3 separate regions of the Homo sapiens genome follow, and regions 1 and 2 are each linked to region 3. The links are chromatin contacts, found by Hi-C or POLR2A ChIA-PET in ENCODE. All regions are on one chromosome and are shown on one strand. Each heading gives the region's core, a stretch centred on a gene start or an enhancer-like site at or near the end of the contact. The rest is flanking DNA. Distances are from core to core; before and after follow the strand shown.

Region 1 (3,021 bases), core at 87-2,586, 190 kb after region 3:
CCCTCTGCCAGGGCCCTCCCAGCTGGCAGAAGCGCTTACAAAGGTCAGAGAAAAGCATCCTTCCCTTTCACAAATAAACAAACCCAATCCATGTGCTGGAGGACTTAGAGTATATTAATAGCCAGATATTTTGTTTTCCTATTCTGGTGCTTATCCCCTTCCACTAGGATGAAAGATAAGAGAACACAAAATGTTCTCCATCAGCTACCCTTCTCCCCTCCCCCAGGGAGAGGCAAGCCAGGGGAGTGCGCTCTTCTGTTTAAAGCCATTCCTGATGGAGGAACCCTGAGAAAATAGACTTAAAAGTTTATATTCAGTCTCTCTTGGCTACTGTTGCTGCTCAGCAAAGAAACTCTATATTGTTTAAACCCTCCAGGCGAACGGGTTGCAAGGCAACCTTCAAACAATAGAAAATACCCCAAACTAAAAATAAAGGCATTAAGAGATGGAAAGCATGGTGGTGCTTTGGTGAAGTGATTCCAGAATTGGGGCAAGGGAGAAGGTCGTTGATCAGGCTGCTTGTGTGTGACATCAGCCCGTTTGCCTGCTCTCATCCTTATCAATTGAGTTTCTTATAATCCAGACATATGGGGTCCCGCTTCTTTTTATTTCTGGACTCTCAGTCCTCTCACTGGTCATCAACTGCTTTGGGCGGGAGGGTGTCAAAGGCCTGTAAGGTTGGGTGCCTCCTGTCCTCAGGAAACTTCCTAATCAATGCACTTATCCCACTGGCTCCCAGCTGACAAGGAACAGCACTTCCATTCCTGAGAAATCCTTAGAAACCCAAGGACAGACAGGGCTGGGGCCCAACTTAATCATAAGGTTCTTACAGGAAGAAGGCAGGAGGGTCAGAGTTGGGGAGGACACGTGAGGACAGAAACAGGCTGGAGCGACGGGCTTTGAAGACGAGGAAGAGGCCACAAGCCAAGGAATATGGGCAGCCCCTAGAAGCTGGGAAAGAAAAGGAAATGGCTTCTCCTCTAGAGCCTCCAGAAGGAACACGGCCAAGCCAGCACCTTGATTTTAGCCTTGTGAGACCCACTTTGCACTTCTGGCCTCCAGAAATGGAAGATCATGCATTCATGTTGTTTTAAGCTACTGGATTTGTGGTGATTTGTTACAACAGGAGATTAATACAATCATGAAAAGGAGAACCCGAGGAACTTTCATAAGGACAAGGAGTTGACAGTGAGTTCCTGGGCACTGCAGGCAGGTGACTGGGAAGCCTGGTGCTGCCCTGGCCCTGCCCTCAGTGACTGCTGCTCTCTGGCTGTGTGCTCTTTGCCACAGATGGAGGCCAGCAGGGGGCACTGAGCCAGCAGGGCTGCCTTTAAACAATCAAACACACATCAATACAAAGGCTGGGGCTTTGCCCACGGAGAGGGCAGGCTGATGGGTGTATTATCCAATAAGCAGACCTGAGCAGCGGGGACGTTTTCACCCATGACCCTTGGCCCACCCCAATCAGTGTCACTCAAAGAGAGATCAGACTGGAAGGGGAAACTGGAAGAAAGAAAAATACATCACCTCCACCCCCTACTCCAGGTTGCTGTCCAGCAATTACTGAAGATTCCCTTGGACTTCTCTGGAAGGAGACATGTAAGAGACTTCAAGGCAGGTTGTGAGCAAGTTTGCCTTCTCTCTGTCTATTCTCTGATTAAATGTCTTCTAAGGACATTTTCTTCTCTGGTATAAGAGAGCCTAGGAAATCCTACCTCAAAAAAAAAAAAAAAAGGTGAAGACCAATAATTTACTCTGTTCTCATGACATTTCTAGGAGACAAGAACCATCAGTCCCATTATATAATTTGGGACCCTGAATTACAGAGAGGGCAAGCAACATGGACATGGCCACACAGCCAACCAGAGCGATTCACTCAAAGCAAAACGCAGCTCTCCCGGCGCCTGCACTGGTACTGCCCTCTGTGTGCTCACGCTTAGTCTCAGGCTCTGGCTAACCGGGTCAGTAGGGCGTGGCCTCTGGGTAGGTGGTCCTAGTGGAATGCAGAGATAGAAAACCATTAAACCTGTCATCACAGGGCAAGCTACTGACGCCTCAGTGGGAAGATTTTCCAGACCAGAGCTCTGAATTGCTCTGGGGTGTGTGTGTCAGTTTGGAAGGTAATCAGGGGAGGAGGGAAGGTCCTAAATAACAGCCAAGTCAAGGTATTTGCACTCTACTTTGCATAAATAAACCCACAAAGAGCTTTCATTTTTTTCTAGCATCAATACAAATCTTTTTCTAGCTTTTTTCTTATTCATCTGCCCTGTTTCTCCCTCCCTTTATCATTCTTCTGAGACCGCCTGGAATCTACCTTTAGGAGCAAAGCTAAAAGATTCTCCAAACTCACTGCCAGCGGATTGAAGTGGCTTATGCCGAACAGCTGCTGAACCTTCAGGACCAGCTCTATGAGGGCCCACGGCTCGGCATGAACGCCAGCAGCTCCACACACTGTGGGCGATCTCCACTGCCCTTTCACGCAGAGAGACTTCTGCAGAGCCACCCTCATTTCTTTCTTTCTTTTTTTTTTTGAGACAGAGATTCTCTCTGTTGCCCAGGCCAGAGTGCAGAGGCGTGATCGCGGCTCACTGCAACCTCTGCCTCCTGGGTTCCAGCGATTCTCCTGCCTCAGCCTCCCAAGTAGCTGGGACTACAGGCGTGTGCCACCATACCTGGTTGATTTTGTATTTTTAGTAGAGATGGGGTTTCTTTCTTTTTTTTTTTTTTGAAACGGAGTCTCACTCTGTTGCCCAGGCTGGAGTGCAGTGGTGTGATCTTGACTCACCACAACCTCTGCCTCCCGGTTTCAAGTGATTCTCCTGCCTCAGCCTCCCGAGTAGCTGGGATTACAGGTGTGCACCACCGCACCTGGCTAATTTTTGTATTTTTAGTAGAGACAGAGTTTCGCCATGTTGGCCAGGCTGGTTTCAAACTCTTGATCTCAGGTGATCCACCCGCCTCGGCCTCCCAAAGTGCTGGGATTATATGCGTGAGCCACTGCGCCTGGCCAGATGGGGTTTC
Region 2 (2,951 bases), core at 337-2,836, 240 kb before region 3:
TCTGCAAAGACCTACATTCCAAATAAGGTCACATTCTAAGGGTCCAGGGGGACAGGAATTGTTAGGGGGGTGTGCACAATTCCACCTACTCCACCCTCTGAGCAGGTGGCTCTCCGGTCACTGGCTGCCTGGCTTTCTGTCAGCTGTGTTTTCTAGAACATAGTCTCCAAGTCATGGAGCCCAGGGGCAGATCCTGCTTTTCCAGTTCCCCACAGTGTGTGACCTTGGACAAGGCCCCCCCTCACCAGGACCCTAAAGGATGGCCTCAACCTCAGGGTTGTTAGGAATTGAAATGAAATAGTGCATGGAAGGAAGTTAGCAGCATGCTGAGATGATATGAGGTGTGATAAAATAAGCAACCATAGTAATACACGTTGCTGCCATTGTGTCTTAGAGTTTTGGGGTGAGGGTGGTTAATATGCAAATCAAGTCCCCCAAAATAGCTCTGGGAGGGAACAGGGAAATGCAAACTGAAGGGACATCAGGCCATGGGAGTTGGGAGTTGGCTGACTTTCTTAAAAAGTACCTTTTTCTCCGATTGTCAGATAACAATGAACTAGGGACTTTCCCCCTCCCACAGATGGCGGCTTCTGAGCCTGTAAAAATAGGCATCCACAAAATGCTTTTCTCTCCTTCGCTTCTAGGTCTGTCTTTTTCACTTTCCCCTTCTCTCCCAGATGGTAGTTTTTCTGGTCTAATACCTGTAAAAGAGGTCAGCAATATGTTTACCTTGAAGGAGTAGTGCCTAAGATTTTGTTAATCCATTCATTTATTAACCATTTCTTTTTTCTTTTTTTTGAGATGGAGTCTCGCTCTGTCACCCAGGCTGGAGTGCAGGGGCGCAATCTTGGCTCACTGCAGCCTCAGCCTCCCAGGTAGCTGGGATTACAGGCATGTGCCACCATGCCTGGCTAATTTTTGTATTTTTAGTAGAGATGGGGTTTCACCCTGTTGGTCAGGCTGGTCTCGAGCTCCTGACATCAGGTGATCTGCCCGTCTCGGCCTCCCAAAGTGCTAGGATTACAGGCTTGAGCCACCGCGCCCGGCCTCTTAACCACTTCTTGAGCCTCTCCCTGTGACTGAGGAAGAGTCTCTGCCCTCCCAGCGTTCACAGCCCAATGTGGTGGGGACAGTGTCTCAGTGGTTGTTAAGACAGTGTGACGTACACCCCAACTGGGGTGAGGGAGAATTAAAGAAGGCCTCCCAGGGAAGGTAAAATCTAGGTGTAAGACCTGGAAGATAGATGGGATGGGGACAGGCCATGCGGAGTCCTGGAAGCAAGAGAGCGTGGTCCGCTCTAGAACTGCAAGTTCCATGTGGCTGGAGGCTGGCAGAGGCAGGGTGCTAGGAAGGAATAAGGCTGGCAGGGAGACCAGGGCCTGGGGAAGCCAAGAGAGCTGGGACTCGATCCTGAAGGCAGTTGTGGGCATGGAGGTCGCTGCACAGCAGGGACACAGTCAGGTTGGCATTGGAGAAGGAGGACCCTGGCTGCAGGCAGGTGGAGGGAGGGTCAGGGCAGGTTCTGGTGAGGGAGAGGGGACGATGGAGTGCCAGCCAGGTTCAGGAAGTGAAACCGATGGGGTGTGAGGGAGAAGGAGGAGCCAAGGACGATTTTCTGTTCTTGGCCTGGGCAGCCAGGTAAGTGACAGCGTGCCCTAGGGGATGTGGAAGGAGGAGTGGACTGGGAGAGAAAGGTAAGAAATCAGGTCAGTTGGGTCACAGCAAACCAATGACCCAGCAGGATCTTGAACATCAGACTGGAGTCTTTGATTTGAACGTGAACGGCACCGAGAACACAGCTGTGCTAAGGCCCCCAAAGAGAGAGTCACCGGCCCAAGGACAGGGTCAAGGCTGAGGTCTCCAGGACTCCTGGTATGGGGCAGGGACATGGTACAGGAAGCTGAGGAGGGTGGCCAGAGATAGCAGGAGAAGCAGGGGGCGAGATTGCCAAGCACAGCAGATTCAACAGCGTCAAAGAGTGTGGGACCGTCAGGCAGGTTGGAGCCACGGTCACAGGTTTTGATATGGAAAGGTGACCGCAGAGGAGCATCAGGGTACAGTGGGGACAGCAAGGATTCTTGCATGGGAGATGGAGCTGTGGGGGTGTCCCGCATCAGCAACTCCACCTGTAGACTTTTGGGGTTATAAGTGACAGAAACACAGCTCAGTGTCACTTAAGCCACAAAGCGGCTGTATCAGCTCATGTAACTTAACAGCCTGAGGGATGCAGAGGCAGGCAGTGGGCAGAGAAATGAAATATCCAAGGATGGTGATGAAGCTGGAGGAGAAGAGTTTTGGGGTTTTTTGTTTTGTTTTCTTGAGACAGTCTCACTCTGTCACCCAGGCTGGAGTGCAGTGGCATGATCTTGGCTCACTGCAACCTCTGCCTCCTAGGTTCAAGCAATTTTCATGCCTCAGCCTCCCAAGTAGCTGGGATTACAAGTGCCCACCACCACGCCTGGCTATTTTTTTGTTTGTTTTTAATAGAGATGGGGTTTCGCCATGTTGGTCAGGCTGGTCTCAAACTCTTGACCTGAAGTGATCTGCCCATCTTGGCCTCCCAAAGTGCTGGGATTGCAGATGTGAGTCACCATGCCCAGGTGAGTTTTTGTTGTTAAGGGATGATCATAGCTGGCACTTCCAGAGCTGGGGGCTGCTCTGAGCCAGGCACCGAGGCAGGTGCTCTGTACGCCACACTACTAAAATTACAAAAATTAGCCGGGCGTGGTGGCAGGATCAGTCTGTCCATGAATGCTAGGAGTCTGGAGTGCATGGTGAAGCTGCTGAGGCCCACCACATTCTCTTGATCAACCCTATCTTTGCCCTTTTCTGGAGCTTTTCTGCTTCTGGCATGACAGACTTTTGACTGAAAACCAGAAATGTTTTCTGCTCTGCTGAGTGCCCTAGATATTTTCATCCCAAATTACTAAAAGTTGCTTCTTCACCAGTTG
Region 3 (2,700 bases), core at 151-2,650:
CTGTTGCCCAGGCTGGAGTGCAGTGGCATGAACACGGCCCACTGCAGCCTCGACCTCTTGGGCTCAAACAATCTTCTCGCCTTAGCCTCCCCAGTAGCTGGGACTACAGGCACACATCTCCAGGCCCAGCTAATTTTGTATTTTTGGTAGAGATGGGGTATCATGTTTTTTTGTGTTTTTTGTTTTGGTTTGGTTTGTTTTTTGCTTTTTTTTTTTTTTTTTGAGACTGAGTCTCTCTCTGTCTCCCAGGCTGGAGTGCAGTGGTGCAATCTTGGCTCACTGGAACCTCTGCCTTCCAGGTTCAAGCTATTCTCCTGCCTCAGCCTCCTGAGTAACTGGGATTACAGGCTTGTGCCACCACGCCTGGCTAATTTTGTATTTTTAGTAGAGACGGGGCTTCACCATATTGGCCAGGCTGGTCTCAAACTCCTGACCTCAAGTGATCCATCCACCTCGGCCTCTTAAAGTCCTGGGATTACAGGTGTGAGTCACAGCGCCCAGCAAGACAAGGTTTTGCTGTGTTGTCCAGGCTGGTCTCAAACTCCTGGACTCAAGTGATCCACCCACCTCAGCCTCCCAAACACTGGGATTACAGGCATGAGCCACTGCACCTGTCCTAAATTAAAATTCTTAACCCAGAATCAGAGTTTTGGTGTTTGGGTTGGAACTTCTGCCACAGGGGTTACAGACATGTCAGAAAGGAGAGAAAGCCACCCTGATTCATTTCAAGATTACAGGTTTGGGGCCAGGCCTGGTGGCTAGAGGTCGAGGCTGCTATGAGCCATGATCGCACCACTGCACTCCAGCCTGGGCGACAGAGTTGAGACCCTGTCTCAAAAAAGAAAAAAAAATTTTATTTTAAACATATCACCACGTTGGCCAGGCTGGTCTTAAACTTCTGACCTTAAGTGATCCGCCTGCCTTGGCCTCCCAAAGTGCTGGCATAAGCGTGAGCCGCCGCGCCCAGCCAAATATATGTATGTATGTATATATATCTATAGACATATCTAGATATCTAGAGATATCTATAGATATCTAGAGATAGATCTATCGATCTATATATCTAGATATGTATCTAGATATAGATCTATCGATCTATATATCTAGATATATAGATCGATAGATATAGATCTATATATAGATATGTAGATATATAGAGCTATATAGATATATCTATATATAGATATGTAGATATATAGATCTATATATAGATATGTAGATATATCTATAGATAAATATCTATATATATAGATAGATATCTAGATATCTGTAGAGATCTATATAGATATATATATATTTTTGAGACGTAGTCTCGCTCTGTCTCCCAGGCTGGAGAGCAGTGGCGCGATCTCGGCTCACTGCAAGCTCCGCCTCGCTCCGCCTTCCGGGTTCACGCCATTCTCCTGCCTCAGCCTGCCGAGTAGCTGGGACTACAGGCGCCCGCCACCACGCCCCCCTAACTTTTTTGTATTTTTAGTAGAGACCACCGTGTTAGCCAGGATGGTCTCGATCTCCTGACCTCGTGATCCGCCCGCCTTGGCCCTCCAAAGTGCTGGGATTACAGGCGTGAGCCACCGTGCCCGGCCCCTTTTTTTTTTTTTTTTTTAATTGTGGAACCATCATGATAGAAAACCAGCTTACTCTGGGTCCTGTTCCCAGTTCCGTTACTGCCAGCAGGGGGCGCACGGGCCACAGGCGCTGGAACTAGCTTCTGGACCATTTCCCCTTGGGACTTTATCGTGGTAGGTGTTTTGTTTTGTTATATTTTGTTTTTTAATATATGCAAGAGGACAATTTCCAAATGATTTATTATAAATTATACATGAATATAGTCTGATTTTTTTTTTTTGATAGAGCCTTGCTCTGTCACCCAGGCTGGATTGCAGTGGCGCAATCTCAGCTCATTGCAACCTGCACCTCCTAGGTTCAAGCGATTCTCCTGCCTCGGCCTCCCAAATAGCTGGGATTACAGGCGTGCGCCACGATGCCCAGCTAATTTGTGGATTTTTAGTGGAGACAAGGTTACACCATGTTGGCCAGGCTGGTCTGAAACTCCTGACCTCAGGTGATCCACCCGCTTCAGCCTCCCAAAGTGCTAGGATTACAGGCGTGAGCCACCACGCCCGGTCCAATAGTATGAACTTTAAAATACAGCTTTAATTGAAATGTAATGCTGACATTAAAAACAATTATAATGTTGACTTTTTAGACAAGGTAATTTAGTAATAGTTCTCAGATTTTTATTTTCTTCCCCTTCTTTTTTTTTTTTTTTTTTTTTTTTTTTTTTTGAGACGGAGTCTCACTCTGTCGCCAAAGCTGGAGTACAGTGGCACCATCTCGGCTCACTGCAAGCTCCGCCTCCCTGGTTCATGCCATTCTCCTGCCTCAGCCTCCCGAGTAGCTGGGACTACAGGCGCCCGCCACCACGCCCGGCTAATTTTTTGTATTTTTAGTAGAGACGGGGTTTCACCGTGTTAGCCGGGATGGTTTCAATCTCCTGACCTCGTGATCCACCCGCCTCGGCCTCCTGAAGTGCTGGGATTACAGGTGTGAACCACCGCGCCCGGCCTTTTTTTTTTTTTTTTTTTTTTTTTAAATAAAGATGGGGTCTCACCATGTTGCCCACACTGATCTCGAACTCCTGGGCTCAAGTGATCCTCCTGCTTCAGCCTCTCAGAGTGCTAGGACTACAGGCGTGAG

Evidence for each region. Hi-C counts contacts between places; a loop is a spot of excess contacts on that map. ChIA-PET counts read pairs that join two places held with the same protein, here RNA polymerase II (POLR2A). Pooled maps may share reads with other maps.
Region 1: a loop to region 3 is called in a map with no recorded cell type, with 7 times the contacts of the local background. The contact joins two enhancer-like sites. A Hi-C loop is called at or near these places in 1 of 37 single-sample maps with no recorded cell type and 7 of 50 pooled maps. POLR2A ChIA-PET finds 5 or more read pairs at or near these places in 3 of 52 experiments (BJ, WTC11 and activated T-cell).
Region 2: a loop to region 3 is called in a pooled map, with 2.8 times the contacts of the local background. The contact joins two enhancer-like sites. A Hi-C loop is called at or near these places in 5 of 50 pooled maps. POLR2A ChIA-PET finds 5 or more read pairs at or near these places in 8 of 52 experiments (CD8-positive, alpha-beta memory T cell, GM12878, H1 and 5 more).

The regions. Positions count from the first base shown.
Region 1 is chr12:110,243,971-110,246,991 of GRCh38, reverse strand. No RefSeq gene overlaps it. Among named protein-coding and RNA genes, the nearest start is that of ATP2A2, 36 kb to the left of the region's middle. Within about 2 kb of position 1,336, at least 7 of the 41 ENCODE cell types and tissues checked have a DNase peak (open chromatin) inside an H3K27ac peak, as active enhancers do.
Region 2 is chr12:110,667,871-110,670,821 of GRCh38, reverse strand. The region is part of intron 3 of HVCN1 (hydrogen voltage gated channel 1); the gene reads left to right. LOC124903017 (a long non-coding RNA gene) reads right to left here. Exons shown (of 2, transcript XR_007063460.1): 2 at 1-701. Among named protein-coding and RNA genes, the nearest start is that of HVCN1, 20 kb to the left of the region's middle. RefSeq lists enhancers at 511-650, 1,701-1,800. Within about 2 kb of position 1,586, at least 5 of the 41 ENCODE cell types and tissues checked have a DNase peak (open chromatin) inside an H3K27ac peak, as active enhancers do; they include GM12878, where a contact is called at or near this core.
Region 3 is chr12:110,430,516-110,433,215 of GRCh38, reverse strand. No RefSeq gene overlaps it. Among named protein-coding and RNA genes, the nearest start is that of ARPC3, 18 kb to the left of the region's middle. RefSeq lists an enhancer at 1,370-1,479. Within about 2 kb of position 1,400, at least 18 of the 41 ENCODE cell types and tissues checked have a DNase peak (open chromatin) inside an H3K27ac peak, as active enhancers do; they include GM12878, where a contact is called at or near this core.